2 separate regions of the Homo sapiens genome follow, and region 1 is linked to region 2. Evidence: chromatin loops called from intact Hi-C (ENCODE). Cell type or tissue: ascending aorta. All regions are shown on one strand. Links, peaks and the distances in the headings refer to the core of each region. The heading gives the core; the rest is flanking DNA. Region 1 has its middle 110 kb from the start of DCLK3. Region 2 overlaps LOC124906227 (a long non-coding RNA gene).

Region 1 (8,347 bases), core at 215-8,214, 280 kb before region 2:
ACCAGTATTGTTTTTCTGGTTCCTTCTCATTTAGGTCGGCTATGTCAGAGGGAGGTTATGGGACTCAAGGGCTGCTGTTCAGATTCTTTAGTCCCACAGGGTGCTCCCTTGATGTGGTGTTCTCCTCCTTCCCCTTGGAATGGAGCTTCCTGAGAGCTGAATTGCAGTGATTGTTTTTGTTCTTCTGGGTCTAGCCATCCAATGGAGCTACTGGTCTCTGGGCTGGTACTGGAGAGTGTCTGCAAAGAGTCCTGTGATGTGAGCTGTCTTCAGGTCTTGCAGCAGTGGATACCAGCATCTACTCTGGTGGAGGTAGCAGGGGAGTGAAGTGGATGGACTCTGTGAGGGTCCTTGGTTGTATTTTTGTTTAGTGTGCTGGTTTTGTATTGGTTGGCTTCCAGCCAGGAGGTGGCACTTTCAAGAGTGCAGCACCTGTGGTACTATAGGAAGGAAGTAAACTTGCCCTAGGGTCACCTGGTTAAGTATTCAAGTTTCTCAGGTGGTGGGTAGGGCCATAGAGCTCCCAAGAGAGCTCTATTATGTCCTTTGTCTTCAGCTACCAGGGCAGCTAGAGAAAGACCACCAGGTGGGGGCAGGGATAGTTGTGTCTGAGCTCAGTTTCTCCTTGGGCAGGGCTTGCTGCAGCTGCTGTGAGGGATGGGGGTGTGGTTCCCAGTCCAGTGGAGTTATGTTCTCACAGGATTTATGGCTGCCTCTGCTGAGTCACACAGGTCACCAGGGAAGTTGGAGAAAGCTGGTAGTCACAGGCCTTGCTGTGCTTCCATGTGTCCTGCAGTCCTAAAGGCTAGTCTCACTCCCACCATGCCCCCACAACAGCACTGAGTCTAGTAGGGCAGCCAGTGACCAGGGCTGAGAACTTGCTGCAGGCCACCAGCCTCCCCACTGAGAAAGCAAGCCAACTCACCATTTTTCAATGTCTCAAGGAATCTGCAGTGGTGATACAGTTCCTTCAAAGGGTTATGGGTTCTCTCAGTTTTCCTGGTATGTTGGTGTCATTCTTAGAGCAAAAGTTCACTATGTGAGTCTCCGCACACTGCTTTGTCTGTCCAAGTGGGATCTGCAAGCTAGTTCTTCCTCCTATCTGCCATCTTCCAATAGATCTCCAAAGCTTCCTAAATACTAAATTAAGCCTAGACATATTGTAAAATAGGATGCAAGGTGTATAATAAAAATCAAAAGATATTATACAAGATTTCTAGGACATTTTGAAATCATAGTAAGATCTAGAAGCCATGCCTCCAAGATCCTTGAGTGTATGAGTTTATTCTTTACTATTAGAAGGTCTTCAGTGAAAATTAAGAAGCCTCTTCAAAGAGCTTCACCTGTTTAAGGTGGTCCTTGCTGCTGTGAGGAAAGAAAGAATCCCAGACATCATCAATGCCTACATTTTATATTGCACAGATGTTGCCCTTGTCATTTGATCATGTCACTGGCCCTTTTCCTGAAGACTTTCTGGATATGGTGTTTGAGAGGAGGTTGCAGAGTTTGCAGAAGTTCTGGAGGGTTTTTTCTCCCCTGGCTGACATTCAAAGAGAATTTTTTTTTTTTTTTTGCTTGGGTTACAAGAAGGTTGATATCTCATTAACAGTGATGACAGATTGCAGGGGCTCTAAGACAGCCTCATGCCAACTTTGAAACAACCAATATGTTTATGAAATCATTTAATCCATAATTACGGCATGTAATGAAAGGGACTGGTAGCTTGGCATTGGCATTTACAAGATGGTCACCATGATATGTTTCTATGAATTACAGATTCAGCAATGTGTGTAGTTTATGAGCAATGAGAGAAAATGATCCATCTGGCCAGTTTCTGAAACTTGTTGAGGCAAGAGTAATGTCTTTAATCAATCCAAAAATAAAAATTATACTATTGAGTTATTTTGCTGTTCTGCAAAATATATTAGTTAGTGTCATATTCCTCTGTTCCTTAGCATTTCCTCAGGGATTTGAGAAACAGAGGGGGCAACACTCTTCAGTTTTGCTGATTATAAATTTGTTAATTTGCAAAGATGTGACAGATGTGGTACAATTATTTTTCTGTTGCAATTCAGAGACAACAGAGCCAGGGCTTTGAGTGTACTGCTTGCACTGACTTTGAAAAATTACTTGAGTTACCTTTTATTGGTTAAGTCTAGAGCCACAATTTGGCCCTAAATAAGACTGCAGACAGAGCGTCTGTGAGATTTCTATGAACTCTAGGTTTTTCTATCACTTTTCATGGTAGAATGCAACCCCTCTCTGAACTCTTGCTGCATTGATCTCTGTTTCAGTGGGTCATTAACTGTGCTCACAAGCTATTTATTCCTTTTTGAGCACCTTAGAAAGCCCTCATGTGTCAGCCTTTATAATCACAGGTATGTGTTATGTTTGGGTTTACAAGTCAATATATATTTAACAAATTCATGTTTACCATGACCTTTGGTGTTTTTATTTGGAAGGCGATGATAATAGTATTAATACTTACGGTGGTCATGAGGATTAAATGGTCAGCAAGTGTGAAGCACCAGCACATTGATGCTTAGTCACTGTCAGCTTGAGTGCCTTCTTTCCATCACTGTACATATCCGGCAGGTCCTCTCAGGGCAGGGAAGGGGTCCTGCATGTAACTGAGACTCCCTTGGTTTTTATGGGTGTGGGGTGATGCCCAGACTTAATCAAACCAAGACTGTGAACTTGTACATTGAGCATCAACAGAACCAGACAAGTATTAGCTGACTATCATTGTTGTATGGGTTACGTACACATTTTCTATTAATATTTCATATTCTTTAAAAATCCACATTTTGAGGAAGAAAGTTATAATTTTGTCTGTTGAATTTCAGCTACTCTTATGGCCCTCAGGTACACTGCTCTTTGCATTTTATCTATATGATTCTGCTAGATTTTAGTATTAGAGCTAAGATGTGTGTATTAAAGATGCTGTCTGTGGGTAGCCAGAATTCATAGGGGTGGTAGGCTTGGCACTGGAAACCAAATCTGTTTCTTCTACACCTGCCTCACCATTCTCTAATTGTCTATTTGGGGGATGTTTGAGTGATTTGGGCTGGATCACATGTGGCCAGGCGATCTGCAGATAACGCATTTTTTTTTTTTTGAAACAGGGTATCTCTCTGTCACCCAGGCTGGAGTGCAGTGACGCTATTATAGTTCACTGCAGCTTCAACCTCCCAGGCTCAGTCAATCCTCCCACCTCAGCTTCCCAAGTAGCTGGGACTATAGTCGTGCAACACCATGCCTGGCTAATTTTTTAAGTTTTTGTAGAGATGAGGTCTTCTATGTTGCCCAGGCTGGTCTTGAACTCCTGAGTTCAAGTGATCCTCCAACCTCAACCTCCCAAAGTGTTGGGATTACAGGCATGAGCCACCATGCCTGGCTTGGAGATAACACTTAATAAACTTTAGTATGACCTCAGTATTCATGAATACTTTTCATTCCAGCATAAGATAATGTCTAATAGTCATGACCTAGTTCTGGAGTTTATAAAAATATTAGGTCAATTGATATTTTTAGAAAGAGCCACTTCCTCTGTTATTCTTAGAGAAATAACTATGATGTCAGCACAGATAGTATGATAAATATGTTCATTGTAGCTCTGTTTATAATAACAACAACAAAGATTGTAGTTATGCATAATTGTTATTGAGATATCAATCTCTTTGGAACCTATGCAAGAAAAATTATTCCACTTCTCCTTGTCAGTCTAGAAGAAAATCCTGTGAAACCACATCAGCCCTGCAAACTTCTGGCAGGCACAACATCTGGAATACCTCATGAAAATGGTCAGTGGAAGGGGCAGAGGAGAAAGGGCTGCATCTATAGAGTATGAAAGTTACTCCTGGCCCAATAGTAACCCCCTTTAATGATAGAAAACAACCATAGAGGCATGTCTCTCTGACGTTCTCAGTAATAACTGCAAGAATAAATGTCTACACCTACGTGTTGAGGAGGTAATGTGAGGGTGGTCTAGAGTCAAGCTGATATTTTCCACCTGAATTTAAAGATTTCCTAGAGGTCTTAGATTTTATCTTTAAATATTAATATACATTCTGTATTTTACTCCACAGTAATCCATCCTTTATTCTAATATATAAGAAATTTGAAGTTACTGCTTTTAAGTGAATTTGATGCCCCAAGAAACTCTGCTGTTTATTTTGGGCTTTAAGGAGCCTATTACCTTAAAGTTTAATACCTGAAGTTGGGTGCAATTTCTCTTTTGTTAGACATACTCTCTGTCACTTTATCTTAGAAATAGGTGCTCTGATGATTCCTGAGGAAATGGTAGCTCCTGATGAGGAGGTAATGCCAGATATGCAGCTTCCTTGGAGGTGAAGGGGAGCCCCCAAGAGTAGATGAAGAGATGAAGAGGGAGGATGGGGGTTGCTCTCAGGAGCACGGAGGCAACATGTCATACACACAGTGGCCTGGGTCCTGTTGAGGTCCAGCCTACTCAGCTCTGCCATAGCAAGAACATGGCCACTCTCACTGAAGCCAGGCATGGACCTTGGAAGAGAATCTGATTCTGGGAAATGAGGTGGGTGCAGCACAGATAATATGTAAGGATCAGTTCACCATTCTGGCTGTAATAACAGATGGAATGAGGAGAAACAGGACTTCTGTAATAACATATGGAATGAGCAGAAACAGGACATAGTCCAGGTATGTAGGGCTGTCTTGAAGGCAGTAAGAAAGCAGGGCTCAGTCTGTGTGTCACTTGGGGCCAGAGAAGAATTTCTCTCTTGGTTCTGGATACCTCAATGGAATAGAAAAACCGAAGCACTCAGGAGACCCTTACACAGGGGACCAGATGGGCAGGCTGGCCTTTGCTGGAGGATGGGATACCATCCATTTTTTGTGTAAAATCAGGGTTTCCTACTTTAAAATGAAGATCTGGAAAAGATGATTTCCCAACTCCATTGGCTGTTGACAGCCTCTGGATTTGTCTGATGTTAGGAGAACTAATCAGGATGGCATTAGGACTGAGATCAGGAACTGATGCTGTGTGCAAGGACTAATGAGGGCCAACAGAAAGGGGAAGAGGAGAGAACCAATATTAAAAGCATGAGCACAATCTTATAGGCAAAGGAGTTTGAGAGTAATCACTAGCCAAGAAGTAATAAAAAGATTACTCATAAGTGACATTTGTGGCTGTCTGTGTTGTCAAAAATATGTGCGAGTTGGCAGAGCTTTTAGCATACTTTCAGCTTGGTCAACATTTGGTTAAGACTAAAACTGTTCGGGCATAGATTTACTGTGAATGAGTCACACACAAATGAATGAGTTTGAAAAGGGGTTTAGGATTTTTCAGATGTTGATAGTTCATAGAATGGCTTGATCTTTCAAGGAGGTAGATAATTCTTCACTTTTTTTTTAATAAGAAGAAAAATGTGGGTTCCTTTTTAAGTTCCCATCCCTTATTGCTATAATTTTTAACATAAAACATATTTAGACAACTAATGATGAGAAAAAATGAGATGCATGAGGTAGGCAGTCAGAGTCTTAGGAATTCATGATTTCGTGAAATTCCTTTGAAGTCTCATAATTGCATTTCTCAATATTACATAAGAAAACTGGCTATGCAAAAAGATGCGAGAATTCTGAAGTTTTTTAGATGTAAGATAAACATTCAAATACTGTATATGACACTACGTAAAATAGTATATTTTGTTTCTAAGTCTTATGTAAAAGATTCATTTAACTAAAAATGGGATTTTTTTTGAGACAAGCATGAAAAAAAATTGTACATAAGTTCCTTGATGCTCATTGTGAATGTCTAACTGAACAATTTTCTGTGTTTTCACATTTCATTCTTTAGAAATCTAGCATCTGATTCCAGGATAAACACTGTAACCTTTATTGAGCAGAAATATTTGATGGTCCTGAAACAGCTTTCATTCTCCTCTGCAAGAGACGTCTGCTGGATGTACAGACTTTCCAGCTCACCTCTCTCAGGGCTGGCTTAAATTTGGAGAGTATGAACCATATTCCCTAAAGAAAGGTTCAAATTATATAGTTTCCTCTTTTTGCTTTCTGTAGGAAGCCAGTAAATTGCTTGTTCTGCTCTGATGTTGTGGGGAGAGGCATCATCATTGTCATTATTGTGATCATAACATCAACCTTCATAATTTTAAAAACTGGACAGATTTGTTTACTCATATGTTTATATATTGATGTAGTCTTGTGATATATGTTGACTGGTCACAAAATCAGCTTTAAGTAGTTGCTGACATCATAGGGATGATGAAAGTGTCAGGCAATTCTGCAAGCACACCAAGAGAAATATGATTGGCGCAAGGCAGAAGTCTTGAGCCAGCTCAAATGCTTTCTAAACATAAGCGGATAAATACAAGCAAACAAACAAGAGTCATAGTAGCACGAGATGTACAAAAACAAAACAAAACAAAACAAAAAACAACCCAGGGTTCTAACAGAGATAGGAAAGGTGACAGTTTCATAATATTATGTGGGGGAAACCAACTCTTAAAGTTTTTGCTAAGTAGCTGATTAATGTCACATTTAAAAAACCCAAAGAATAATTCTGCCTGAGATTGTTGCTGATATTTTCATTGTGTCAATATTTTGCTATTTCCATGCTCAAAAGAAAGCCATCTTTTAATAAACCAAAGCTACTTCCCACACTTCAATTTCAATTTGTCTTGCTCTCCTATAAATAAGATGTGACCTGAGTACTGTACCAGGAGTGAGTTTTAGCTAGAATTGAGCTTTAACACAGTCATTTGCTGCATAGCTTTTCACAAGGTAATCTTTCTGAGCCTCAGATTCTTCCTGTATACAATTACTGTTTGGTTTATAGGGTTGATTACGTGGATCAAATGAGATACAAAATGTAAAGCATTTGGAAATCTCAAACAGTATTCACACATGAGTATTCACACATAATTATTTGTCTATTCTGGTAGATAGATATTTTTAACATTCCTTATTATTCCACTTAAAAATTTTCTTGAATATTCTCCAGATTAATTTGAAATTATTTGGTTAATTTTTCCAAAATATTTGTTTCTACATTAGAGTATGTTAAATTTGTATGTTAATTTGGGAAGGATTGACATCTTGACCACAATAAGTGTTTTAATTTAGTAACATGACATATTGATCACTTTTATATCTAATGATACAATTTTTCTGCTTATTTATTTTATACTTGAAATTGATAATCTTTGTTTTTAAACTGGAAATTTAATTCATTTACATTTACTATATGTACGGATGTATCTGAGTTTAAATGTGCTATCATATTTTGTATTTTTTATTTGTTATAATCATTGTCCTATCCCCTATTTTTTCTTTAAGAATATTTAAAATTCCATTTTCTCTTACTTAAAAGTGATAGAGTGTTTCTGTTCTTTTGGTGGTCACTCTAAAAATCATTACTTTATCAAATTCTAAACAATACTGTTAGCTTATTCCAGAAAAAACAAGAACCTGAGAAAACTTTAACTCTGCTTACCTGACTGATAGTGTTATAAGAAATATTGAACACTTCTCATCCCTCATTGCACATTTTCTTAATCCTCTCACCTCCTTCTTGTGGGAACCGGCTCAGCACTCATGCACTCATAGTCTGAATGCATGAGTGTGAGGAGGCTAATGATCATTTAGGGACAGAAGCTACTGAATTATTACTCCTGTTTTCTGCCCTTCACTTGCACAATTCTGTGGTGCATTCATTTTACTTCGCTTCTCAGAAAGCCTGGTGAGATTGAGATACAGTTTTTCACAGAAGAAACCTGGTCAAGAAGAATCCATCTTTTGGCTTTCTCTCCTTTCCTGTTTTGCTCTCCCTAGTCTCCTACTCTCCTCCCCTGAAAATAAATTGCATGCAAGCCTGTGTTTCAGGCTCTACTTTCCAGGGGGCATTATAGGCTAAAACACTGTGTGTTTTAGATGTATGTCTTAACTTCATGTATTGACCTTTGTTCTTCATTTCTTTTGCACATCTAGGACTGACCTGGGGAATTTTGACATTCACAATTCAGAGAGAGAAAGAGGAAATTTAAAAAGGAAATAGTAAAGAAAGAATATAAACTATCTTTATTTCCAGATGACGTGGTTCTATACATAGAAAATTCCAAATAATCCACATACACACAAAAACTACTAGAGTCAATCAATTAATTCAGCAAATTTGCAGCATGCAAGATAAACAGACAAAATTACTATACACTAGAAATGAACAATCTGAAAATAAAATTAATAAAGCAATTTTATTTACAATAGCACCCATAAGAATAATATACCCAAAATAAATTTATTCAAGAAGGAAAAATTCTTGTCCATTGAAAACTATAAAATGTTATTGAAA
Region 2 (8,347 bases), core at 80-8,079:
GTCTAGGCATTAATTATTGCATGTGTCCTCCACAAACTGAATGGAAGAAGACTCTGAATGCTTCTGTAAAACAATGGGATTTGTCAGTGCTTTGAGTCAGTAGATGGTAGACCAGCAAAGTGATCCCCAGAGTACCCCTCATGAAGCATTGATATCCCTGAGCAGAAGTGTACATTTTCATGGCTATGTGTGAGATACCCCATCTGACACCCAGGAATGCTTAGGTGAGACCTCACAGAAGACTGGAAATTCTGCCTTAGAAGCTTTATGACATTTTAGCTATGGTTGTCAAGATTTCTCATTTCTACTGCAGTCTGGTAAAGCCTGAGGAAAAAAGGTTGTGAATAATTATTCTAAGTCTCAAGTCTGTAGCTTTGTGATTTTTGTAGATCCCCTTCATGGTCTATTTCACTCTGGTTTCTGGGTAAATATCAAGCCAGCAGAAGTGTGAGGTGTACAGAAATTTATCTGCACAAACTCGAACTGGAAGCTCCCACTTCTGGTTCATTTACTTGTTCATTAATTTGTAAAGAGGGCAAAGGCCTCCTCCTGATTGCATCCAAGGGCCTTTCACAGTAAACACCGTTAAGCAGAAGACTGTGTAATGCTGCTAACCTTCTCTCATTTCTTTGTTCTGAGTTTGTATAAAGAGACTGGATTTCATCCTATGGACCTTGGCTTCTTATAGAGCCATTTGGTAAAAAGATACTAGTAAGACTTCTTAAATAGAACAGATATACTTATGAAGGGTACAGAAAAGAACAACAAGAAAAAAGAAGAGGGAAGATAATATGGAGAACTGTTGAGGATAAAGGAGAGGATCTCAAGGAAGGGATGGCTCTCCATGCGTGATGCATCAGAGTCATGATGGATACACAATATAACACAGTATACGAGAAAGGCGTAGGTTGCTGATAACAATAATAGCTAACATGTATTGGGTTTCTAATACATCATAGACATTGTATATTTGTTCTTTCATTTAATCCCTATGAAACCTTAGCAAGATAAAGAAAATTATCCTAGGTTCTACAGTTTAGGAAGGACTCAGTTATATCCTGCTCCTGGGCCAAGTTTTGGCCGCTCTGGTTTGCTGCCACCTAGGCAACAGCAGAACCCGGATGTCCTGAAAAGGCAGCAGGCCTTAAAGATTAGGAGCAATGCAAATTGAGAGCCAGAGGCATAATAGAAGGCACAGGGCAAGTTCCCAAATAATGAAGAGTGGTCCATTCCATTCTTTTGTCTTAAAAGTAAATAATGAGCATCTCTACACTTTGGAGATGATAGCCAAGAAGTCTAGACAAATGTAAGCAAGAGGCATCCACTTTTTTTTATTTTTTATTTTATTTTATTTTATTTTGAGACGGAGTCTTGCTCTGTCACCTAGGCTGGAGTGCAGTGGCGCGATCTCGGCTCACTGCAACCTCTCCCTCCCAGGTTCAAGTGATTCTCCTACCTCAGCCTCCCGAGTAGCTGGGACTACAGGCATGTGCCACCAAGCCCAGCTAATTTTTGTATTTTTAGTAGAGATGGAGTTTCACCATGTTGACCAGGATGGTTTCCATCTCTTGACCTCGTGATCCGCCTGCCTCGGCCTCCCAAAGTACTGGGATTACAGGCGTGAGCCACTGGGCCCAGCTGGCATCCACTATTAGCATCACTTGTCACCCTCTAGATCCAGCCTAATGGATCTGCCTTCAAGCTTAGAGAAACCAAATGCTTTGCCCAAAGTCTAACCACTGACACTACCGCAACCACCACCACCTCTTACTTTGAACAGCTGCTAATGCTAGGCTTCGTTATGGTCTCATAGCAATTCATGATTGGTCTCTTCTCAGAATCAAAGCTAATAATTTAATTGGGAGACTCATTTTTGTGAGGGCAAATCAGATACAGCTTAAGCATCCTTAACTTGTTTTTCTAAGCACCAATTAGTAATAATAACAACAATAATAGTTGATCACATTGTAAAGCACTGTTTGTCTGCATTCGAGTTATGTCCACTGGAGGTTCCCAGAAAAAGGTAAGGTAACAAGGCCCAATCCTCATATAGCTGTTTACCTTATGGGTTAAGACTTATCCCTTTTCTCTAAAATGTATGGCTACTTCTAACTGGTTATAGCCTCTGTGAGAAAGAGGATGGCTTGAATCTTTATTCTATATTTAGTGGAAAAGGCCAGGAACCTAAAATCCAAACATCCCAGCTCTTCCACTTAAAAGCAGTGAGATCTTAGACAATTGATTTAATCTCTCTCAGCTTCAATTTCCTTAAGTCAAAAATGGGATAATAGTCCCTATTTCGTAGAGTTTCTGTAAGAATGAATGCCTAATCAAAATAGGATCTGATACTACTGTTATCATCGTCATCAATACCATCCATATGATTTTGGGCAAATGTATTTGATTTGAGTTGGATTTACTATTTATTATAGTCAAATACATATACAATGTCAAAATTAGATGTATTCTACATTGCTAAAACTGGTAATAGCTTTTGTTTAGAATTTAGAAGTAGCAAATATCTAAAATTTCTTGGAAATGCATATAAAGTAAATTCATCCTATATATTTTGGTCCTTTGACCAGTAATTAACATTTAGCTTTATATTTTCTTATTCTATGAGTTTAGGGTAATAGTTTAAGAGGTGTATGATCCAGCCAACCCTGGTCTTATTGCTCCTCAAAAATGCCTGGTCTCTCACCAAGTTTTAGTGCTTGAGTTCTCTGTATCTGAGGGATCCCCACTATTCCCTATGACCAGCTCTTCGCATGTTTTGGACCTCAGTGCCCACCATCTGAAAGCACTGTTTCTTTCTTTCCTTATTTGATGTCATCTAGAGTGTAAGCTTCATGAGGTCAAAGGCCTCATCTTTCCTCTTCACCATATATCCCTGATGCTTAGGTGCTCATATAATAAGTGAATATTTGTTAAATTAATGAATTGATGAATGACAAAATGTCAGTGTTGTAGAGGAGCTTGTAGATCTAATAAAAAACTATTTTGGAGATGGGAAAATCAAAACATAAATAGATTAAGTACTTGCCCAAAGTCAATTAATATGTGACACAATGAACTAATGTCAGTTTACTTGCTCACCAATCCCATTGGTCATTGTTTTATTCAGCTTTGAAATATTTGACCAAACTACTAGCTGCACAGCTTTCTTTTCCAAGTTTTCAAATTAATTTTGATATTATGCATAGTATCTCTAAAATTCTTTTGCAAATAGCTTTACCATTAGTCAAGCAGTATTCAAGAATACTGAAGAAATTTAAAGTCTTCTAAAATTCCACCACTTATTGGTAAAATAGCATTTTAGTGAACTTCCTTCTAGATGTGCATGCATATATGGGTACATTTTACATTTGTATTTATTCGTATTTACATAAAATGATCTCAGGACATTAAGCATTTTTGTAACATCCTTTCCCTTTAGTAATATATCATAGAGATAGTTCTGTGTCAAAAAATATAAGTATATATCATCCTTTTCTAATGACTGTGTGTTTTCCCCTGAATAGATGCACAGTAATTTATTTATGAGGGATCATTTATGCTTTTTTCCAGGAACTGTTAGAGAGCAATTAGAAACTCATTGTCTCTTTCTAAATAGCAACCTGGCAAGGTAAGTACTATTAGACCCATTCTGTAGATGAGGTAATCAGAAGCCTGAGAGGGTTTATGACTTCCCTAATGGAATATGGTAAGTGCAGAGTGGGGAGTCTAGCCCGCATCTTCAGACTCTAAACCTCAGGCTTCTCACAGTACCTAAGCAAACAGTAAAACTCAGTGTGATCACTGTTGTGCAAGAGGTCTGCACAACATGATTTGAGAGCATGTGCAGGGAAAGGATAAGGTTCACCAAACGGAAAGGATGCTGGAGAAGGTTCCAGTGGAATTTGAAGGGTGACTATGATTTTTCTGGAAGGATAAGGGGAAGCAAAGAATCTTGAGCGAAATGCATGGTGTCAGTACAAACATGGAGGTGTGCATGTGCAGGCTTTGTTCAGTTCTGGTTCCACAGTTTTATTTTTTTTTCCTTTGGGAGTAACATTTACTGATCATATGGGCAATGCTTGAAAAAAGGGAAAGATTAGAGCCAGAAAAATGCTTTGAATAATAGTTTTAAGTACTTTTACAAATGGCCCTTGAGGAAACTTGGATCTCAGTCAGCCTGGGAGGAATGCTACTGTTTTAACTAGTAATAGCGGGGGGGAGGGGGGAAAAAGCATCATAGGGATTGCTGGAGGGTTAAATGGGTCACAGAGTAAAAAGGAGCCAAAATTCAGAGCTCTGAGAGACACACATAGAATCTCCATTCCGGGAAGCCAGACACAGAGAACTCTGGTTCTCTTTGACACAGAAACCCGTTGTGTATATGGGGCCCTAAAATTTAAACACACATATAGCTTGCACATTTACAACCTCTAAAGGATTATGAATATCCCACTTAATCATTATGTATCTTAAATGAAGTTCCTAAAAGTGAGCAGTAGAATTGCCTTTCAAAACAAAGAACAGGAATTCCAGCAAAAATGGATAATAGTTGATGCTCTTTATACATAATGCTTTGTACTTACTTTGAAATATGTTCCAAAAGTTTGTAGAGCCATGCTGGCAGCAAATGAATCTCAAAAATTCTTTCTACTATATTTTTCAGGATGGGGGTTATATGACTGCTTTGTCTTTCTGCCTCCTATAACCCTCTATGTTTCTCCAATTGCTCCCTTGGCAGCCATGAACCATCCATCAGGCACTTGACAATTGGCCTGGAAAAGATGACTCAAGCTTTAAGCCTTAAATACCAAGTTTCTTCCCTCCATAGCTGAGGCAAACTTACCCATAAAGCCCAGACTTAAGAAACATACCTATGTTTAATCTACCTTTGTTCTTGCAGAACTGGCCAAAAAAATATTGGAGATTTTTGTCTCTTCAAACAATAATAATAGTTAAAAATAGTTCATAATGATAGCTTATCAGATAGAGGGTACAGTGGGAGATAGTATGAATGCAGTTGTTATTCAGGCAGACCTTCTGAGGAGGTTTTTGACTGCATCTTGGTCCTGTTTCATCCCTAAAATGTAAGCTGCCAAAATGCCAAAGTCTACCAAGCAAATGGCTCAGTAATTTGAGGAAGCCCAGCCTGGATACCAACTCTGTATTGCACAGAATTGCTGAGTTCCCTAGAATGCAATTACAGTGCTAATGGATGAAATGAGATAAATACCCATATTTTAAATAAAAAAATATGCCCTATTTTTCCATTCACTTTTCCTCAACCACTTATGTAGTGAGTCACCATGTCCTGTTGTTTCTACCTCTTGTGTGGTCATGAGGTCAAGGAGTTAGTATTCAGCTTAAGATATTTGAGATTGTTATGAAATAAGGTGTAGATGTCTAATGAATGAAGTCCTTGTTTTATTCACCAATTTATTCATCAAAATTTGCCAAGGGCTGCTGTATACTAGGTGCTTTATTAGTTTTAGGAATATAGGCAAGTATATGCAGATTCCCTGACCCAAAGGAAAATTCAGCTTCATTAGAAAGGCAGAATTTAGGACAAATAACCACAGGTAGGCTGGGCTCAGTGACTCATGCCTATAATCCTAGCACTTTGGGAGGCCGAGGCGGGTGGATCACCTGAGATCAGGAGTTTGAGACCAGCCTGGCCAACATGGTGAAACCCTGTCTCTACTAAAAATAAAAAAAATTAGCTGGGCATGATAGCACATGGCTGTAATCCCAGCTACCCAGGAGGCTGAGGCAGGAGAATCGCTGGAATCTGGGAGGTAGGGGCTGCAGTGAGCTGAGACCACGCCACTGCAATTTGGCCTTGGCGACAGAGCGAGACTCCATCTCAAAATAGTAATAATAATAATCATCACAGGTATGAAGAGACAGCTGTGGGAATCTGGAAAAGAAAGGGCTAATTGAACTGAGGGGTCCAGGGAGGATTTACCAAAGAAAGAAGTTAATAGTGAAAGGTAATGGCAGTTTTTCAGAAAGAGAAGAGGTAGGTCATTCCTGGCATCTTAAGATTGGTATATATCCAGCTTATGTTTTCTTGTGGTATGCTGTGTTGGCTATTTATTTATATTTAGTGTTATTACGTTGGAGATATTGAAAGGACCCAGAATTGAGTTATTCATTGCACTGTCAAAATTAGTCCTTGCAATCCCATTTCTCCTTTTAACTTATTTAATTAGCAGTTCCAAATTTACTCTCATCCTCACTCAAAATCCCCTTCCTTCAAATGATACTCACTATAATGTTTTAAAAATGTATATCGTAGACATTCATGCATATTTTAAAAATATGTGGAATTAAAAGTGTTTTAAATTGCATTCAACATATTGCACTATGGCATATTTCCTCTTTCTTTCTTTCTTTTTTTTTTTAAGATGGAGTCTTGCTCTGTCACCCAGGCTGGAGTGCAGTGGCGTGATTTCGGCTCACTGCACCCTCTGCTTCCCAGGTTCAAGTGATTACCCTGCCTCAGCCTCCCGAGTAGCTGAGATTATAAGCACCTGCCATCATGCCTGGCTAATTTTTGTATTTTTAGTAGAGATGGGGTTTCACCATGTTGGTCAGGCTGATCTTGAACTCCTGACCTTAGGTGATCCACCCGCCTTGGCCTCCCATAGTGCTGGGATTACAGGCGTAAGCCACTGATCCCAGCCTATATTTCCTCTTTCAGGAAACATAGTTTGATTTTTAAAACTACATTAAAAGTAAAATGTGCAACAGTATTTAAAAATCATTGAATACTCATGTTGTTGAATGTTTTCTCTTTCATTGTTGTGTAGAATTCTATTGTTTGGATCTGCCATGATTTCTTTCATCCACTGTGTGTTGATGAACAGCTGAATTGTTTCTATTTTCAGCTTATCATGAATAGTGCTACTATGAACATTCTTGTACATGACTTTTGATGCTAACATGTAAGTGTAAATTAAGGATTCCAGTTGTTTTCTTCAACACTTATACAGTCATTATTTTTAATTTTATCACTGCGACTTTATTTGCATTTTGCTGATGATTAATGAAGTTTAACACTTTGTCACGTGGTCATCGGTCATTCAGTTACTCTCACAAACATAGTTAAAAAAGTCAACACAGAAGAGTTCATATTGTATTATATAATATACATAACGTTCAAAAATATCCCCACTAATCCCTAGCATTAGATGTGATGACAATGATTATCTTTGGGGAAGAGGGATAGATAATTTATAACTGGGAAGAAACACTATAGCTTTCTAGGGTGCTAGTAAACTGCCATCACCTCACTTTTGGTGGTGGTAATTCATTTGTGAGCTTTTCTGCAGATATATTTCAATAAAACCTAAACATTTACCTAAAAATTTGATAAGATGTAGATAACCCAAATAAAAGTGAGTAGACCCCTGCTTGTTAGTAGAAGGGGCAGACATATTTTTCCCTAGCTCTTTAATTGTCTAAGGACAATTAAAATCCCTTGACGTTATGTATAAAACTGACATAACAAGACTCTAAAAGGCAGACTGAAGAAAGTGGAGAGAAGAAGAATGCACTCATATGTGCTTTCAGGACCCAAGGGATGACACATTGGTGAGTTCCCTGGATTTTCTTTTTGCCTTATATATCCCAGACTTGGAGATGAAGAAGCTTGCAACCCAGAAATGCCAGTGGGAACAGACAAAAAAAGCACTAGCAAAAGCCTGCTCTCTTTAGCCAATGGACCAAAAAAGGGAGCAGGCAAGCAAGAGAGAAACTTACAGACAACAATTGCTGTATTCCAGCCAAACATGCAGAAAACACCATGGTTCTACCCCGACCTATACCAGTATAGGCTAAATGGGGAACCCAAATTTTCACACTCATTAGGGTATAAAGAGGCACCTCAAAAAAAGTAGGGAATCAGGTCTTTAATCCCCACCAGCTTATAATAAGGCCCACCTATAGTGTCAGTGGAGACCAGTGAGGAGTGAGACTTTCATCTTTACCCAACAGTAATAAAGGCCATCCTCCCCTAGAGGATCTGGACTTCAGCCTCCACCTGGCTGTAACAAGGTGGTACCTGCCCCACTTCCTCTGCAAGAGCAGTGTCAGAGAAAGCCAGCTAAAAGTAAAGATAAGATTCAGAGTCTCGTGACATAATACAAAATTGTCCATGTTTCAATAAAAGTATTCATTATATAAAGAAACTGGAAGATAGCAAATGGAATGAAAAAAAAAGCAATAAATAGATACCAACAGAAATGACAGAGTTGTTAGAATTACCTGACAAAGCTTTTTAGCCAGATGTGGTGGCTCATGCCTGTAATCTGAGCTACTTGGGAGGCTGAGACAGGAGAATTGCTTGTAC

The links. Hi-C counts contacts between places; a loop is a spot of excess contacts. Peaks named below come from ENCODE experiments on the same cell type or tissue, not always from the same donor. Only the 100,000 strongest peaks of a DNase experiment are listed, where the experiment ranks them.
Region 1: it touches region 2 in a loop (4-fold over the local background); 2 of 110 quality-filtered maps call a loop at or near these places.

The regions. Positions count from the first base shown.
Region 1 is chr3:36,645,650-36,653,996 of GRCh38, reverse strand. No RefSeq gene overlaps it. Among named protein-coding and RNA genes, the nearest start is that of DCLK3, 110 kb to the left of the region's middle. In ascending aorta, for the core only: no CTCF peak of the experiment used is centred there; a DNase peak (open chromatin) is centred at 5,197; H3K27ac peaks cover 2,090 bases.
Region 2 is chr3:36,369,710-36,378,056 of GRCh38, reverse strand. The region is part of intron 2 of LOC124906227 (a long non-coding RNA gene); the gene reads left to right. Among named protein-coding and RNA genes, the nearest start is that of STAC, 6.6 kb to the left of the region's middle. In ascending aorta, for the core only: no CTCF peak of the experiment used is centred there; a DNase peak (open chromatin) is centred at 4,756; H3K27ac peaks cover 2,014 bases.